Linked DNA regions of Homo sapiens: region 2 is linked to region 1. The links are chromatin loops, found by intact Hi-C in ENCODE. Cell type or tissue: dorsolateral prefrontal cortex. All regions are shown on one strand. Each heading gives the region's core, and the rest is flanking DNA. Links, peaks and the distances in the headings are about the cores only.

The links. A loop is a pair of places that touch in the nucleus more often than their neighbours do. Peaks named below come from ENCODE experiments on the same cell type or tissue, not always from the same donor. Only the 100,000 strongest peaks of a DNase experiment are listed, where the experiment ranks them.
Region 2: it touches region 1 in a loop (4-fold over the local background); 2 of 110 quality-filtered maps call a loop at or near these places.

What each region holds. Positions count from the first base shown.
Region 1 is chr18:55,020,781-55,029,960 of GRCh38, reverse strand. No RefSeq gene overlaps it. Among named protein-coding and RNA genes, the nearest start is that of LINC03035, 60 kb to the left of the region's middle. In dorsolateral prefrontal cortex, for the core only: no CTCF peak of the experiment used is centred there; no DNase peak of the experiment used is centred there.
Region 2 is chr18:55,079,796-55,088,975 of GRCh38, reverse strand. It overlaps LINC03035 (long intergenic non-protein coding RNA 3035), which reads left to right and starts at 3,384. Exons shown (of 2, transcript XR_935478.3): 1 at 3,384-4,155. In dorsolateral prefrontal cortex, for the core only: no CTCF peak of the experiment used is centred there; no DNase peak of the experiment used is centred there.

The DNA of each region.
Region 1 (9,180 bases), core at 751-8,750:
TCAGTTCTTGTTCCAAATTTTCTTGCTCAAACACTCTTAAGTGAACTGATCTGTTCTAAAATTTCTTCTCATTTGTTCAGGTTTGTGCCAGGTCTCCCTTCCTCTGGAAAACCTTTCCTATTGACTTTACTGTATATTGATCCCATAAGAATTCCCACAATGCATATTCCCTGAATCAATATTTCCCAACTTTATCGTGTACTGTTTTTGTTTTAACAGCTTTAATAAGGTAAAATTAACATATAATAAGTTGCAAATATTTAAAGTTTACAATTCGATGTTTTGACATATCTTTATACCCATGAAACCATCACCACAATCAAGATAATGAACATTTCATTCTTAAAGCCAAAAAATTTTCTTGTGCCTCTCCTTGCACCTCCTCCTCAAGCAACCACTAATATGCTTTTTATCACTACAGATTAGTTTACATGTACTAGGACTTTATAAATGGAATTAAAAGATGTATTATCTTTTGTATGCCTTTATTTACCACCATAATTATTTGGCATCCATCCATATTGTTGGGTTTATTTCTCTTTATTCCTGCGTAGTATTTTGTTGTCTGGATATACGGTACCATAATTTGTTTATTAATTCTCCTGTTGGTGGACATTAGGTTGTTTCCAGATTTGGGGCTATTACAAATAAAGCTGCTCTGAACAGTATGTACAGGTCTTCACATGGACATAGACATTCATCTGTCTTGCATAAATGCCTAAGAATGAAATAGCTGAATCATATGGTAAGTATAAGTTTAACTTTTTAAGAAATGGCCAAACTGTTTTGCAAAATGGTTGTCCTATTTTATGTTCCCACAAGCAGTGTTTGAGAATTCCAGTTTTTCCACATTCTCATTAACACTTAGAGTGGTCAGTTTCTTAAATCTCAGCCAGAAAAGCAGATGTAGTTGTATCTTGTTGTGGTTTTAACTTGCATTTCTTAATGACAAATGATGTCAAGTATCTTTTGATGTGCTTATTTGCCATCTGGGTATCTTCCAAAAAGTCAGCACAAATGTTTTGCTCATTAAAAAAATAGGCGGCTTGTAGTTGTTTTATTGAATTTTGAAAATTCTATTTTGGATACAAGTTCTTCTACAGATATAATTTGCAAAATTTTGCAATATTTTCTCCTACTTTGTGATTTGTCTTTTCATATATTTAACAATGATTTTTGAAGAACAGAAGTCTTACATTTTGATGAAGTCTCATTTATCAATTTGATGCTTTTAGCATTGAATATAAGATATATTGCCTAATCCAAGGTCACAAAGATTTCTTCCTACTTTTTATTTCCAAAGTTTTATCATATTAGGTCTATGATACCTTTTGAGTTTTTTTTTTCCTTTTATCTTTAGTTGACAAGTAATAACTGTACACATTTATGGGATACAGAGTGATATGATATTTGATATATGTATACAATATGTAATGATCAAATCAGAGTAATGAGCATATCTATCACCTCCAAAATTTATCATTTCTGTGTGCTGTGAGCATTCAAAATTCTCTCTTCCAGTGTTTTGAAAATATACAATAAATTATTGTTAACTATATTCACCCTACAGTGCTACAGAGCCCTAGAACTTATTCCTCCTATCCAGCCATAGTTTTGTAACTGTTAACCTACCTCTCCCTAGACTCCCCTCCCTTAGACCCTTACCAGCCTCCAATAACTAGATTGAATTGCTTTTTATATTGGTGCTACCCATGGATCAAAGTTGTTTCTTTGTTTTGTGGTTTGTTGGTTTTTTGCTGCTAGAAATCCATTTGTTCTGGCATCAGCTGTTGAAAAGACTACCCTTTCTCCACTGCTTGCTTTTGCATCTTTGTCAAAAATCAGTTGTCCATACATCATATATGCACATATCTATCTGTGGACTCTATTCTATTTCATCAATCTATTTGTTTAGCTTTACACCAATGGTCATACTGTTTTGATTACTATAACTTTATAAGTCTTGAAGTCAGATACTGTTTGTCCTCCAATTTTGTTCTTTTTCAAAGTTCTTTTGGCTTACTGTTTTTTTTTCTGGTAATGTATTATTTTAAGTTCTGTTTTTACAATAGAAATGTAAGCTGGAAGAAGATAAAGGCAATGTTTTATTCTACTTTGCTCACCTGAAAATATTTTACCATGCACAGTAAATACTTAGTTGTTTCTTCCCTCTATGTAACATGTACATTTTCCTGATAAACTCAGAAGTACTGCAGCTTTTCTCAGTCTGTTTGAAACTTGTTCCTGCCATTTTGTCAAAATTCTTTGAAAATTTTTGAAGAGTGACAGTTTTCCCCAACTTTAATCATACATAAACTGCTCACATACTGAAAAACAAGTCGTCCTATATGTTAGGAGGCGTGCTTTCCTCATAGAAGAAGAAGAAAGAGAAAGAAAAAAGCCATACACATTACTGCACAATGCTGCAGAAGGTGTTTTCCTGAACTCCAGACAATGGACGCTAATGGATCATTTGTGCTGTGTGCTGAAGCCTTTTGAATTCACAACAAGAGAAATCATCTCTGATGATGCTTTGCTCAGCCAAGTTCTCCAATCAGCCAAATTACAAAAACTGAAACTTCAAGGAATGAGACCATCTTTAGAAGGACAAAACGTCTGTTTGGCAGCTTGACTACTGAATAGCATGTGGAGCAAGCTGGGAAATTGTTAGAAAGGTGCAAATGTGTTCCAAGGCCATTATTCTCTGGGTTAATATTGTCTAGTCCTTTCTTTATCCTTGAATAGGCAGTCTTAATGCTTTATTTGTAATGCAGGGATATTGGGCTTCTACAACACATCCATCCCAACCTATCAGTTCAGATTCTGGATAAAGGATGTGACATGTGAAGGCTTCCAGAACTTTTGCAGGTGTTAAGGCACCTATTTATTGTCCTAGTCCCTCCTGCTACTGAGTTGGAATAACTGTAACCAGTTCAAGGAAGCAGTTTAGGAACAAAAAATGCTCCTTCCCATTAAGATCCAAATGGACACGTAACAGCTAGGATAAAAACATTGTTCACAACAAAGGAAAGGGTTGGAGAACTAGGTCTTCTATTAATCAAGTTACCCTATATGCCTTTGGTAAATGCCTTTGGAAGCTTCTTTGAAGGGCATATCTTGGAAATGGCTGGTGGAGTGGAAAGGCCTGTCCTGTCCCGATCTTTTGATAATTTATAAAATGAGTGCTAAATGAACTTCAAGGCCCTTTCTGGCTCTGAAAAATCTACAATTCTTTGGTTTTTTAAATTAATCTTAACTCATCCATTAAATTATAATCTATTCAATCATATGATTTATGGCTGTTTTGTACTCTGTAATAACAGGCACTTGGAGAATCTCTATACCCCAAATGAGTTGGAGGGTATTACAAAAGGAAGAGATTTTACACGATCTGGATAATTGAATAATCTTGATTTACTACCAGGACAGGCACAATAGGCTTAAAGAAAACCAATCAGTAAGTCATGAACTATCCCTGAAGGAAGGCACAATGAATATAACAAATATTCATGGGGCACCAGCCATAGGCCAAGCACGGGCTTGATGTTGGGATATAATGCAAACATGTCCATGTCCTATGCTTCCATAAAGCTTATAATCTGGTAGGGACAAAAATAAGTAAATATGGGATTACAAACTGTTGAGAAGGAAATGCAAAGAGGAACACTGACCCTGTCTGGAGGGGCAGTGGTGGAAAAGGGAGGTCTCACCAGGGAAGTGACTTTTGAGTTGAGAGTCAAAAGATTAGCTGCAAGACCCTTGCACATGCTGGTTCTTCTACTTGGCATGCTCTTCCTTCCCTGATTTGCCTAGCAACCTTTTACTTATCCTTTGAATCTTGTCTATACGTTGCTTCTCAATGGAAGTCTTCTCTGAACTCACTGGATTAGTCAAGTATCATTACGCACACTCATTATGATACACAACACTTTTCATGGCACATTTATTTCTATAATTGTTTGATTTTTCCTCCACCCCATCCCATTTACTTGATAAGTTACATGAGAAAAGAGGTCATATTTGGGTTATTTTGTTCCCATTATAGTCCTTGAACCAAACCCTGAGCCTGACATAATTAGCAGATATTTATGGAAGGATTGAATGTATGAATGAATCAATGAGTGAATTAGAGATAGCTGGGTGAAGAAGATGAAGGAGAAGGGTTTTACTGGCAAAGAAAAATTATATATGTGAATGCTCAAAATCTTCTACCAAAATTATTAGAAATGAGAGATTACCAACAGTGATGGGAAGGCTGTAAGAAATTTTATGTTAGAATGCAGATAAATTCATTATCAGACCTGGGCATTAAAATAATCCTAGTAGTAGCAGCTACTGTGGACTGAACACTCACCTTGTGCCAGGGTTTGTCCTAAAGCTGCTACACGCATTTACCCAATTAATCATCACAACCTGCAATTCCTGCCTTCTGGATGAGGAAAGTAGACACAGAGCAGTTAAGTAACTTACCTCTGAGTTCCCATAATCTGATGGTAAATTGCACATCTATACTTGGAGATGGGTGGGTTGACTCTGAGTCTTACTCTCAACTTTTGGGCCATATTCCTCAATTCCTCATGCTTGCTTATTCCCAAGGTTGTTAGGTTATTCATTGATGTCCAGGAGCCTAAAATTCAAAGATGAAATCTCAGCCATTGATCAGGCAAGGATCAAACCTCAAAATCAAACAAAACAATTCTTTGCTGAATTTGCTTTAAGCAAAACAACAGGTCAATATTCAAGATATATGGAAAAGGTTGTACATCAGTCAATTAATCCACATATAAATGTTTCTTGACAAACTATTTTAAAGCTTACCTGTATCAAGTCTGCAAAAGCTAGTCAGTTCAAAAAAAGGAATGTAAGTTATGTTAGACATCAGGTAGTCTGAGTACATTTTTGATGGAGAGTACTATTGATATTAATCCAGAATTCTTGGAAATGTCACTAGATAGTTATCTTGGCTCTTTTCCAACCAGAAAATCAATTCAACAGAAGCCCATGAATCCAACATTGTGTAGGAGCTTTCAGGGGATTGAAAAACAAGGATATGTAGCATAGACTGAGAACATTTCCAGGTTAACTGGGGAAAATGTATAGCTAAACAAAAATGAATAGAGAAAATGCACTATCCACACTTTGCAGGCTTAAACACTGAGTGAGGACAATATTAGTCATGTTTAACATAATTCATCAAATCTTAATGCTCTGAACCCTGCCAGCCCTTGTCACTGAACCCCTGAAAGTACTAATATTTGTGATTCATCTCCAAAATATTTGTGAGAATTGACAGGGATGCTTCACACCCAGTGCCCCTTGGTCCTATCAGTTTTTTAGTGCAAAGCAGAGTCACTTTTTCTCTGAGTCTCTGGACAAAGGTTTGGGTGGGGGTTTCCAAGTTTTATTGAGCCCCTGCCTGCAACTCTGTAGCCCCCTGCTCACATGTAAAACACATCTTCTTTCCTCATGTCTCTGTTTGTCACAGGGTATTTCATACCAGCATCTAGTGGGCCCACATGATAAACTTTTGTTTGCGAGTTAGTATGTTTCTAGAACATTCTGTAATAATAAGGAAGCTGGTCTTCCCAGGACACATCAAGGGGACTAGACCCCAAATGCTAGTGTATGCCTTGGCGCCACCCTGGATCCATCAAAATCACCTGAGTTTAAGAAAAATACACAGATTCTCAAGTCCTCTTCAAAGGTTCTGATTCAGGAAGGAGATCTAAGCTGAAACCTGAGAATCTTAACTTGTAAAAAGGCATGTGACTGATGAAAAGAAGCAGTAGCCTCCAACACTTCCTGTTTCTCATCTCTAAATATTTATACCAGAATTTCCTAATTGGGGCACTACTGGCATGTGGGGCTGGATTTGAGGCCCTCTTGGTTGTAGGGAGCTGTCCTGTGGGGCTGGATTGGAGGCCCTCTTGGTTGTAGGGGGCTGTCCTGTGGGGCTGGATTGGAGGCCCTCTTGGTTGTAGGGAGCTGTCCTGTGGGGCTGGATTGGAGGCCCTCTTGGTTGTAGGGAGCTGTCCTGTGGGGCCCTGTGGGGCTGGATTTGAGGCCCTCTTGGTTGTAGGGAGCTGTCCTATGCAAGGTGGGAGATTTAGCGGCATCCCTGGCCTCTTCCCAGTAGACGCCACTAGCACCGTCCTCCAGTTGTGGCCACCAAAAATGTCTCCAGATATTGCCAAATGTCACCTAGGGGTGGCAGAATTGCCCATGATATAGCATCACCGGTCTAGGTCTGTAGATAAATTGATGGCTTTGAGCAGGCAATGGAATGGAAGGGAGAGTTTGGAAGATTCAAGAGGGATGGGAAACAGTCTTACTTTCAGTTCCCTTGGAAGTAAAGCCTGAGACAAGGACCAAGATGCATGGAACTTAGGATGTGATCCCAGGAAGCAGGAATGTAAGAGTAGAGAGATTCAGACAGGGAGGAAGGGGAAATGATACATTAGTTATCTGGATACCACTGAAGACAACCAGGGCTCAGTCCTGCTTGGGCCTCTTTGAAGGGCCATACAGGCTGCACCTCAGAAATGGCCCTTTTATGTTTGAGAGTTTGGGCCCTTCATCCATGGCCATTTGTATTCAAACCTTCCTCCTGCCTTGCCACTTCAGTGCTTGTGTTAAGGAAGCTCCCCTCACTTTAGGAGAAAGAACTGAGGCTGAAAAGCAGAGAGTCAATGCCAGATGCTTGGGGTGGGAGGTGGTCAGCATGCATAGGCACTGTCCCCTTCCTTGCCACTGTGGTAAGAAATAGACAGAGACATGGATTGAAACTTTTCCCTAGACAAGAAATTGTAAGAAGCAGATAACAGTGTCTAGGAGTCCTGGCAGGCTTGCTGCTGAGAGCCCTGTCCCCTGGCAGTCCCCTAGTTGGCAGAGAGCAATGTGCTAGAAAGGACTGACTTTATGCACATCTGTGAGATAGGATCTAGCCAGGTTTTCAGGTCCCCAAACAGCAGAGAATCACCAGAATGTCAACATATGAGGGAATAGAAACAGCAGAATTCTCAGGAGTAAGGTGAAGAGCAATGCCCAGTAATCAGAGGTATCCCACTTAATGACTTAGCACTGCCTAAGACCCTGACTGTGGCACAACCCAGGCAGAGGGCAAACCCAGAATGACTTAGTTTAAGTTTCTCTCCAGCCTGACCAGATGGAGACTGAGAATAAAAATTGCATGAGTATAATTTATCTGGGATTAATTTACTTGCAATAAAACAGTAAATTATAAATCTGCATCAGAAAGGCAATACATGGAGAAAAATTCAGAGGAGAGGAAGATCCCTCTGGCCTGGGGATGTTGAGGAAGACATCACAGGGGATGGGAAACATATCCAGGTCTTGAAGCTGGGGAACAGAGACGTAGAAGTGGACTGAGCAAAGAGAGGGAAGAATTCCAGGTAGAAGCTACAAAGAAAATAGGAAGCTGAAATGAACTTGGCTTGATAGGGATTAAGGAGCCAGAGAAGGCTGTCCTGCTACCCTTCTCTATCCCATTTCTCTTGCTGAATAAGAATCCACTCCAAAACGCAGTAGCCTAACACAACCATTTTATTCCTTCCATTCTGTGGGTCAGGTGGGCTTTTCTTCTGCGTGTGTGCATGAGGGGTAGGCTCTAATTCTTTTTTTTTTTTTTTGAGACAGAGTTTCACTCTGTCACCCAAGTTGGAGTGCAATCTCAGCTCACTGCAACCTCTGCCTCCTGGGTTCAAGCAATTCTCATGTCTCAGGCTCCCAAGTAGCTAGAATTACAGGCATGCACCAACACACCCAGCTAATTTTTTGTATTTTTAGTAGAGACAGGGTTTCACCATGTTGGCTAGGCTGGTCTCAAATTCCTGGCCTCAAGTGATCCACCCGCTTCGGCCTCCCAAAGTGCTGGGATTTAGGCCAAAAACAAAGACTTCTCATCAAAATATAAGCACAAATTCTGTAACATTTCTTATACCTAATCGTAAAGTACCAACACTGAAAAATTAACCTTTTTTTTAAAATGTGTTTTCTTCATCATAAACTCTCTTGATGTTACATGATTAAAGTTTAATACCAAACAAAATTGCTCTGGAGAAGCTTATTTTTTATATATATATATATATATATATATATATATATATATATATATATATATATATATATTTTTTTTTTTTTTTTTTTTGCATTTCCAGTAACAGCCAATTTACCAATTCAACAAATATGAAGTAAACAAGTGAGCCACCGCACCTGGCCGGCTCTACCTCTTGATGGCAAGAACAACATGAGTGTAGAGGAATAGAAGGAATTGCTGAAAACCATCTCTGGAAACTGTACATTTTCCACTGAATCCTTTCCCTATTCACGGTTTTCTCCTCTTTTCATTATCAGGGAATGGTCTGTGGGTGAAGACAAGACAAAAATGACACAAACAAGGTCCTTAGTGTGCTTTAACAAAGTCCTTGAAATGCTTTGAAACATCGAGCTGCCATAACATGTACAGATGATAGCAAAGAACCCAGGTTCTAGGTATTAGCCTAGATAGGGAGGTTCTAGGTAACCCACTTGAAAGGTTTTGATTCTAGAACCAGACTTCTTGGGCCCAGATCCAGGCTCTTTCACTTACTGCTTCTGTGTCTTTGGGTGAATTTCATGAACTACTCTGTGCCTTGGTGTTCTCATCGCAAACTGGAGCAAGAATCATAGCATTCTTGTGGAGTTATTGTGAGGAATAAATAAATCAGGAGTCACATATGCCTTGGAACAGTGAATGGAGCATAATAAGCAAACAGAAAATGTGAAGTGGGAGGGAGGTAGGACACGAGGTGTTTTCGAATGCCTCCAGTTGTAACTGAGAAATAGGCCAAGAGGAAACAAGGCATTTATTCAATATTGCCCTGGGACTTTTTATTTATTTATATTTATATTTTATTCTATTTTTTTGAGATGGAGGCTCACTCCGTTGCCCAGGCTGGAGTGCAGTGGTGTGATCGTGGCTCACTGCCACGTCTGCCTCCTGGGTTCAAGTGATTCTCTTGCCTCAGCCTCCTGAGTAGCTGGGATTACAGGTACCCACCACCACACCCAGCTTCATATATATGTATACATACACACACACACATACACACACACATATATATACATATATATATATGTATATATACATGTACATATTTAGTAGAGATAGGGTTTCACCAT
Region 2 (9,180 bases), core at 577-8,576, 59 kb before region 1:
CTCTTTATCACCAGCCTTGCTTGCTAGCCACAAGCATGAAAAGGTAGAATAGCATGTGTATTTCAAAGATGAAAATCATTCTGTTCACAAGTGGCCAACACTGCAGGGACTGCTTTCACTAAATATCATTTTGACAAACTCTAATGCTGCTGGTTTAGCTGATGAAATTTAAAGCACTTGAGTCAAATAAATTGGATTACCACCCTTGGATTAAGATAAATCATTTCCTAAATTTTTGGTCTGTTTGCTTTGGCTGGGCTTGAATCCTGCAAACTCTGCTTTTGATAACCACACTAAAACGGCAGGGAGTGAGCTAAGAGGCGGATATGTGAGAAAGATTGAAATAGAAAATACATAATCAACAAATGACTCTTCAGCTCTTTTTTATTTCTTCCGGATGCTTCAGAAGTTGGAATATTTCCTTAATTGCATTCATTACCCTTGACCCAGGAACTCCATCCCAAAGAAAATAGAATTGGAGATTATCCATGGATTTATGAGGAAGGGAAGATATTACCAGTAATTCTTCTGTCTGTCCTTTATAAATTCAGGAAGGTTTTCTATGAGGTGGATAAAATCATAAAGTAAACATGCTTGTACCTTGGCCAAACGTTAGTGTGCTCTGTTCCCATTCAACTCCCTTGATTAGTGGAGAAACTCCAGCCTGGCACTGCATGGGCAATTGCAAGGCTATTCAAGATTTGACTTCAGAGCCTCTGTGACTCACCTTTAGAATTTGTGGTGTTGCAGGGCACTCAAGTATTTGCAAATTAACCAGCAAATATAGCCTAACTTCTTTGGTCACTTTCAAATTCTGCAGTTGTCATCACTGAAACTGTAGACGTATACAGGCTTCCTGGTAGTTAAGTGAATGACACCAATGGTCTTGTTTGAAGAGTGACCTAAAATTGTGCAATAGGCAAATTGCCTATTTTACTGGTGCTTTTCCTTTAGTGGTACCTTTTACTATCTCTCATCTTAAATACCACTTAAACACATCTTCCAAGAGACCTATAATCTACTCTGCCGTAACTGCTAGGGAAATGCATTAGGATCTTTTCTCTTTTTCTTTCCTACGCGAACTTTCTCCATTGCCCACAATTCGTTCACATTAAGTTATTATTAATAACAATTAAAAGCCTTTTAATCCCTCCTGGGGGGAGCTGCACTTAGAAAATTCTTTTTCTTTGAAGAAATAAATCTCTGTTCATACATTCTGGAGTTGACTTGTAAAAGAAATAATTTGGGGTGTAGAAGAAAATTTCACTGTCTCTCTAATCAGTTTACCTTAATATTCTCTATTCAGTATTTTATTGGCTCTTGGAACATGTAGATAATCCCAAAGTTGCTGAGGTCAATAAACCATTTGGAGAGCATATTGCCATATTGGCTTTTATGGGATTCTTGCTTAAATTAGGTAAAATAACATGTTCTTAAACTTCAGGAATATAGGAAAGCCTATCCTCGGAAAGTTGATTAGAGCTGGTTCCAAAAGTAATTTAAAGCCAATAAGGTATTCAATGCTATTATAGCTAACAGCCTCATCTGGGGGTTTTCAACTCCCCTCATGGTCTCAACTAGAAAACATGGGCACAGAATCCTGGATAGTCAGGAGCAAGGATTTTTTTTCTAGGAATTAGAAATCTTGAGTTTTTTTGTTTTTTGTTTTTTTTTTTTCCACTTAGGAAAAAGAACCCTCCCAAAACCAACAACCATAGGCTAAAGAATTTAATAAGATGGAGACTTTATTTAGAAACAACATGCCTCTCCTGTGAACAGAGAGCTCACTTGGAAAGAAGCTATGAATGGACCTGCACAATTATTTTCTGGCAAAAACCCAATCACATTTGGAGACCTCAGCAGCTGAACACGGAGTGACAGCTGAAAACTCAAACATGTTACAAAGATCAGAGACATTGCTGAATGCTCCATTTTGAAGTTTGATCCAAAGAACCAATTTATGTCATGTTGGTTTTATTGAAGAGAAGAGCTTTATTCCAAAGGCTCTTTTAAGCCCACATCCCCTCTTTGGCTCTTTCGGCCCTTCACGCCCACAGGATTTCCAATATCCCTGGAAGGTATTTGCCCTTCACAGATGAGTCCAACAGTGCTTAAGAAAGCGTTAGGTGCTTCTTCAAGCCTGCTTCCTCCCCCTTACCCCAGAACTTGGTTTCAAGAGCAGGCAGATCCCTCACATTCATTTAATAAGAGAATACATTCTGCCTGAGGGTTCTTTTGAAATATCTGTGGCTTGTCCTACATGAAAGAGGACAGGGACAAGATAGATAACAATTTTACTACTATCTAAATGTTAAAAAAAACACTAGATACATGGAATAATGAGATAATAGAATGAGGGGAAGTTTTGGGTAAGGGTCTTGCCTCTGGAGGCTGACTGCTGGGGTTTGAGTAGTACCTGTTGTGTGATTGTGGACAGTTCATGTCTTGAAGCCCCTGTTCCTCAACCAGTTAAGTATAATAATCCCTAGTTCATAGTGCTATAGTAAGTATTAAATAAGTTTAAAATGCCCTGTATGTGTAAGCACTCAATACATATGAGATAATAATATTAAATGTAAACTGGCATGGTTCAAAGTATAAATAATAAGATAGGCTGTTGGAAGCACTCAAAGAATACAGAACTGGGGTGATGTGGCTAAGGATAGATTAAGTTAAAATATAGAATTTGCATCTTTTCCATAGCCCTGTCCAGAAGGAATGTGTAAATTTGTTGCCATCCCTAAGGAACTAACAGCTTTCTGTTCCCATTTTGCATTCTATGGGTAATTATTTTACATATATATACTTTTGGAACCTTTCAAAACCACTCCTGAATATTTGGGTGTAAACAGCCCTTCACCCTATTCTGCTGTTCCCCACTTCCTCACAGTGGGTGGTTACATTCCCCACTGCATGTGGACCGCTGGCCAAAGTTCCACTTCTGTGACTGGCCTCCATCCCACCCAGTTCAATCCAATTCTTCGAATCACATCTTAGGGAAACACTTTACTTTTGGGTGTTTTATTAAATTCAGATGCATTATGTTCACTGGGTTTACTATTCTAATTCTAGGATTCAGTTTAAAAGATCAAACTGGTATACTGTGCCACATTTGCACATTTTCAAAATAACCCAGAAAATTTAGTGGAAACCCCTAATTAACATGACTGCACCGCAGTTTATAGTCTCGAACAATCAACACCTTTCTTCCCTTGCAGTAACTTTCCCTTTGCAATTTCATGCCTCACAATTTGTAGCTTACACTTCCTGGAATTTACATTCATTTTGAAGACATGTTTGATGACTATTTCTTTCCTTTGCTATGACCCTGGACCTGAAAAGTGTAACTATTTCTATCTCTGTAGAGAACACAAGTTATGCTCCCACTCAACAATCCCACTGGACCACATGAAGGCTGCATCCTAACTAATGGACCTCTTGGAGAAGGATTTTATTTGATAACTTGGTTAAAGAGCCTGAAATGTTTCATTATCAATTGCTTCATTGTTGTTGGTATAGATTAATCACCAGTACTTTCATTCATTTATTTATCTTCTTGAAACTCTGATTTTCCAATAGGTACAACTCACTTTTTCTGCTTTAATTTTCACTAGTTCTCCCAACCATTAGTTATAAAGAATCATCTAGTTATGGAGAAATCACTAACCCTTTGGGAATCCTGTCCCATAGCTGAAATCTACATTCCTCCAATTGTCTGGCAAGTTTTAAAGTTGTTATTTCTTTGTTTGTTTCAACAGATTTGTCCCTAATCATGTGGAAAGGGCTGCTAAAATACAGAATGTACTTACTCCAAGTGAGATTCCCAGTTCACAGATACAGTAGTAAACCTAATTTGCAAATAAGCCACAGTCATACACATAATATTTCACACACATATTAATATTGTTAATATTAATATTAAGCAGTTATTTGCAAAACAAATTGGTACAATTTCTTTATAAGATTGTTTTACAGGATTTTATCAGCTGTTGCAAGAAAAGAACTGAGCTGCAAAAGGGATTGGAGTTGTATCTCATTACTCTTCCTTAGGGAGGGTATTGAATTTGGTTAAAAATCAGTCCACTCCTTTAGAAAGTATGTTGCAGAGAGACAAATGCAAAATGCCAGATGGTGGAGTTGAAACAGAGACCTCATGTGAGTCAATGAAAAGTCCACTCTGACTTACTATCCTTGTCCTATTAAATGTTATTTACTTTTATTTTTTTCTCCCACTTAACTGAGTTTTACTGTCTTATGAAATATATAAAGCTTCATAATGCACTTTAACCCTAATCTTATTTAAAAGATTATTTTATATAGATCTACTCTAAATTCTCTCAGTCTCTATAATAACGAAATGTTCTTGGTTGACTCATTTCCATGGAACCACCAGTCCTAGGACATAATGAAGATAAATAATGGGTCACTTGTCATTTAAATTAATTCCACTTTTTATTTATATAATCTTGTATAAGAAACTGATTATACTTTAAAAAGGTTCCTAGCTTGTGTCTATTCCTTCCAAGACCATAGAGAAGCTCAAGTGATTGTGTTAAGCTAAATAATACTTCATTATCCTGCCATTATAGAAATGACAAGGCAGAGACAGAAACATATCAATTATCTGGCTTTCTCAGTAACTGAGCTATTCCTCATAAGTAGTTTTGTCAAGAAATGAAGTGTATCCTATTATGAGTTAAAAATATTAATATTAGTCATTTGGCATAGAAATTGGCTAAAAAAAACATTTACTGTGTTCCTCCAGGCCAGTCTGGCAGGAGACTGCCATTTATTAAAAAATCAAAAAACAAAAACAAAACCAATCCCATTGTCAGTCTAGTGAGAGCAAACCAGGTGGCTCAGGGAAGAAGGAAAGAGTTGCTCCAGGACTGACTCTGGCCATGGCTGCACATCCTCTGGTTTCATGTGCTCCCATTTGGGACACTTTTCTTACAGCCTTTTGTGTGCTTCACCCTTGAGTCCATGCAATCAATTCAGGTGACCAGAGTCTCCTGCCTCTGACCTAGAGTTTTCTTTGGCTTATGACTTCCTTTCTCCCAGATTGGTGGTATAAATCACACTGAGTTAGTACCTTGACATCTTGGCCTAAGGATCTATTGTCACAAATTGTCCTATGGAAATTCTGGCTCTAAAGGCACATAAGTGAATCAATGAAATCCTGAAACATACACATGCACACATACATACATTTATTTTTCAGAAAATAAAAATTCCATGCTGAAACAATGTAGCTACCATTACTACTGAATTAGCATGCAGCATGTCTTCACTGTGCGGGAATGCAAGGATGACCACAGGATTGTGGGGATGTGTTGGGCTGCTTAATTTTTCACTTTGCAGTCCAGGATGGCTGTAGTATCCTCTTTCTCATTTAGCCTATCAGCTATCAACAACCACCAGGAAAGTCATATCTCTAGCTGCTCAGTGCAGTTTCCTAAAATTTTATTTGTTAAAATAGCATACACAAAATTGACTTTTTGGGGTATACAAGCCTATAAATTTTAAGATGTGTGTAGAGTTGGGCAACCACTGCCACTGTCAGGACTCTGAGCAGTTCCATCGCTGCCGAAAATATCCCTTGTACCATCCCTTTGAAGTCACACCCTCCCCCTCCCCCTAAACTCTGACACTCTCAGAACTCTTCTCGGTCACTACAATTTTGTCTTTTAGAGGATGTCATATCAATGGAATCACACGGTATGTAACTTTTTGAGACTGACTCCTGTCACTTAGCATGATGCCTTTGGAGATTTATACACATCGTTGTATATATAAAGAAGTCATTCCTTTTTACTACTGAGTAGTATTCCATTACAGGGATATACAATACTTTGCTTATCATTCTCCACTGAAGGACATCTGGGTTATTTCTAGTTTGGGTAATTATACATAGAGTTGCTATTTGTGTAGGTTTTTATGTGAAGTTTTGCATTTCTGTAGAATAATACCCAGGAGTATGCTTGCTGGGTCACCTGGTAAATGCATGTATGCTTTAACTTTTTAAGGAATTGTTTTCTAGAGCTTCTATGCCATTTTACATTTTCTTTTTTCTTTTTCTTTTTCTTTTTTTTTTTTTTTTGAGACAGAGTCTCACTCTGTTGCCCAGACTGGAGCACAGTGGCATGATCTCGGTTCACTGCAACATCCGCCTCCCGGGTTCAAGTGATTCTCCCACCTCAGCCTCCCCAGTAGCTAGAACTACAGGCATGCACCACCATGCCCAGCCAATTTTTGTATTTTTAGTAGAGACAGGGTTTTACCATGTTGGCCAAGCTGGTCTCGAACTCCTAACCTCAAGTGATCCACCCACCTTGGCCTTCCAAAGTGCTGGGATTACAGGCGTGAGCCACCATGCCTGGCCCCCATTTCACATTTTCACCAGCAATATATGAGAGATCATCTTCAGCATCACTTGGTGTTGGGAGTACTTTAAAATTTTAGCCATTCTAATGGGTGTGGTGGAATATTTCACTGTGGTTTGAATTTTCATTTTCCCCAATGAGTAATGATGTTGAGTATCTTTTCAAGTGCTTATTTGCCAACCATGTATCTTCTTTGGTGAAGTGTCTCTTCAAATTATTTGCCCATTTTAAAAAATAGGTGGCTTATTTATTGTTGAGTTTTAAGTGTTCTTTATATATTCTGCATATAAGTCCTTTGTTGGATGTATGATTTGCAAATATTTTCCCTCAGTCTAAAGCCTCTCTTCTCATTCTCTATACATTATCCTTTGCAGAGCAAATGGTTTTAATTTTGTGGAAGTCCAGTTTCTCAATTTCCTCTTTTATAGATGGTGATTTTGGTGTTGTAGCTAAGAACTTTTTGCTTAAGCCAATACCATAAAAATTTTCTTTTATGTTTTCTCCTAAAATGTTTATAATTTCATGTTTTACATTTAGATCTATGATCTATTTTGAGTTAATTTCTGTATGAGATGTAAAGGTTGTAGTTTGAGGTTCATTTTTTTTTCCACATATGGATATCCATTTGTTCCAACATCACCATGGCCTTTTTAAATTTGATTCTTTCATTTTGTTGAGATATAGAAAACCAATTGCCCAAACTTATTAGAACAGCTCATAAAAATGGAGGGTTTTTTTTAATACCTAGAGTGGTTTTTACTAAATGGTCTTTTCCCCTTCTTATTTTGGGTTGTGCTCTATAGTAATACCTGGATAACTGAGGTTCAGCATACGTAAAGACACTCTAACTGCTTAAGCTGAAATACTATTTCTTTTCTTTCTTTCTTTCTTTCTTTCTTTTTTTTTTTTTTTTTGAGACAGAGTCTTGCTCTGTCACTCAGGCTAGAGTGCAGTGATGTGATCTTGGCTCACTGCAACCTCCGCCTCCTGGGTTCAAGGGATTCTTGTGCCTCAGTCTCCTGAGTAGTTGGGACTACAGATGTGCACCACCTTGCCTGGCTAACTTATTTATTTGTTTATTTTTCTATTTTAAGTAGAGACAGGGTTTCACCATGTTGGCCAGTTCAGTCTTGAACTCCTGAACTCAGGCAATCCACCTGCCTCAACCTCCCAAAGTGCTAGGATTACAGGTGTGAGCTGAGAAATATTATTTGAATGAGATCTCAAAAGATGTTGGTGTGTGAAAACAAAACAGAAAAACAAAAACAAAAACAAAAATACCTTCCAAGGAATGGGTCTCAGAGGTAGAAAAGCCTAATAGGTGCTCACAAAAATGATAAGATTTCACATCAGCTAGATCCAGAAGATGAGAATGATGAGGTGCATAGACACTGCTATGTCTATATTATGTAGATAACAGGAAGCCATTGGGGTCATCTGAGCCCAGTTGTTTTTAGTTTGCATGCCTACTGTCAGTATTTAAATGTGTGTTTTTGGAAGTGATCATCTTCTTACTGACAAATAGTGTTATGGGTTGAATTGTGTCCACCCAATGGATGTATTAAGTCTTAAACCCTAGTACCTATAAATATAATCTTATTTGGAAGTAGGATCTTTGTAAATGTAATTGAGTTAAGATAGGCCATTAGGGTGTGCCCTAATTCAATATAACTGGTGTCCTTATAAGAAGAGGGAAATTTGGGCCCAGAAACAGAGAGTGGGGCATGCCATGTGATAGCAAAGCAGAGACTGGAGCAGTGCAGCTTCCAGCCAAGGAACACTGAGGCTCTACAGCCACCACCAGAAGTGAGGGAGGCAAGGAAGTCTTCCCCACTCCAGTTGAGAGGGAGCACGGCCCTACCGTCACCTTGATTTTGGACTTTCAGTCTCTAGATCTGTGAGAGACTAAATTTCTGTTGTTTTAAGTCACCCAGTATATGGTACTTTGTTTCGAAAATCTTAAGAAATGAATCCAAACAGTTTACATCTTGTTGGCATTATCAATTTGTATTACTAAAGTTTTAGGTAGGATCTGAAAGATAAACTTTGGCCCTGTTCCCTATTGAACGCTCTCAAATTCAAAATTAAGAGAGTCTGGCTTAGAAATGTGAATGGGAACCCATGAACTAGGTTTATAGGTCAAACACTCTCTGCCCTGGGCATAGCTATAGATGTGCAGTAGGATAACTGCATGTAGTAATTGAAATATTAATATAGGCACGTTCTGGCCCAAAGTCAGGAGTGAGATGTAAGAATATCCCATGTGGTTCTCCTGGCTGCTAGGGATTCTCTGGGCTGCACGAAGCATGTCTAGATGCTGTACTTTTGAGTGAGTAGCGAGCTGGGTCTGTGTTATGACAGCAGGCTGGGATGATTTTGGAAGAGTTTGTGATAGCTCAGAAAGCAGGGAGGCTGGGAGAGCGCTGCCAGAGGGCTTGGAGCCCACCCAGGTCTGTTTGTCTTACTGCCCAGGCGCCTCCCTCAGCTCTGCTTGGAAGCAACCAAAAGGAGTGCTCCGGAAGGAATTCACAGAGTGCAGGCAGGGACCCAGTTTCCGACTAGTTAGGGGCATCTGATGGAGAAGAGAGTTCACTTCAAAAGGCCTAAAAATAAATACGTAATGACTAGAGACGAATTTTTTTGTGGCTTGATGTGGAAGCGCCTATCCATTCCTTTAAGACAAATAGCTAGAAGTAAGAGATGTGTTACAGAGCTGGCCAAATTAAACACGAAGCAGGCTGTTGGCGATGCCTCCTCCCAGCTGACAACCACCTGGGGTGGAGGAATTGCCGTATCA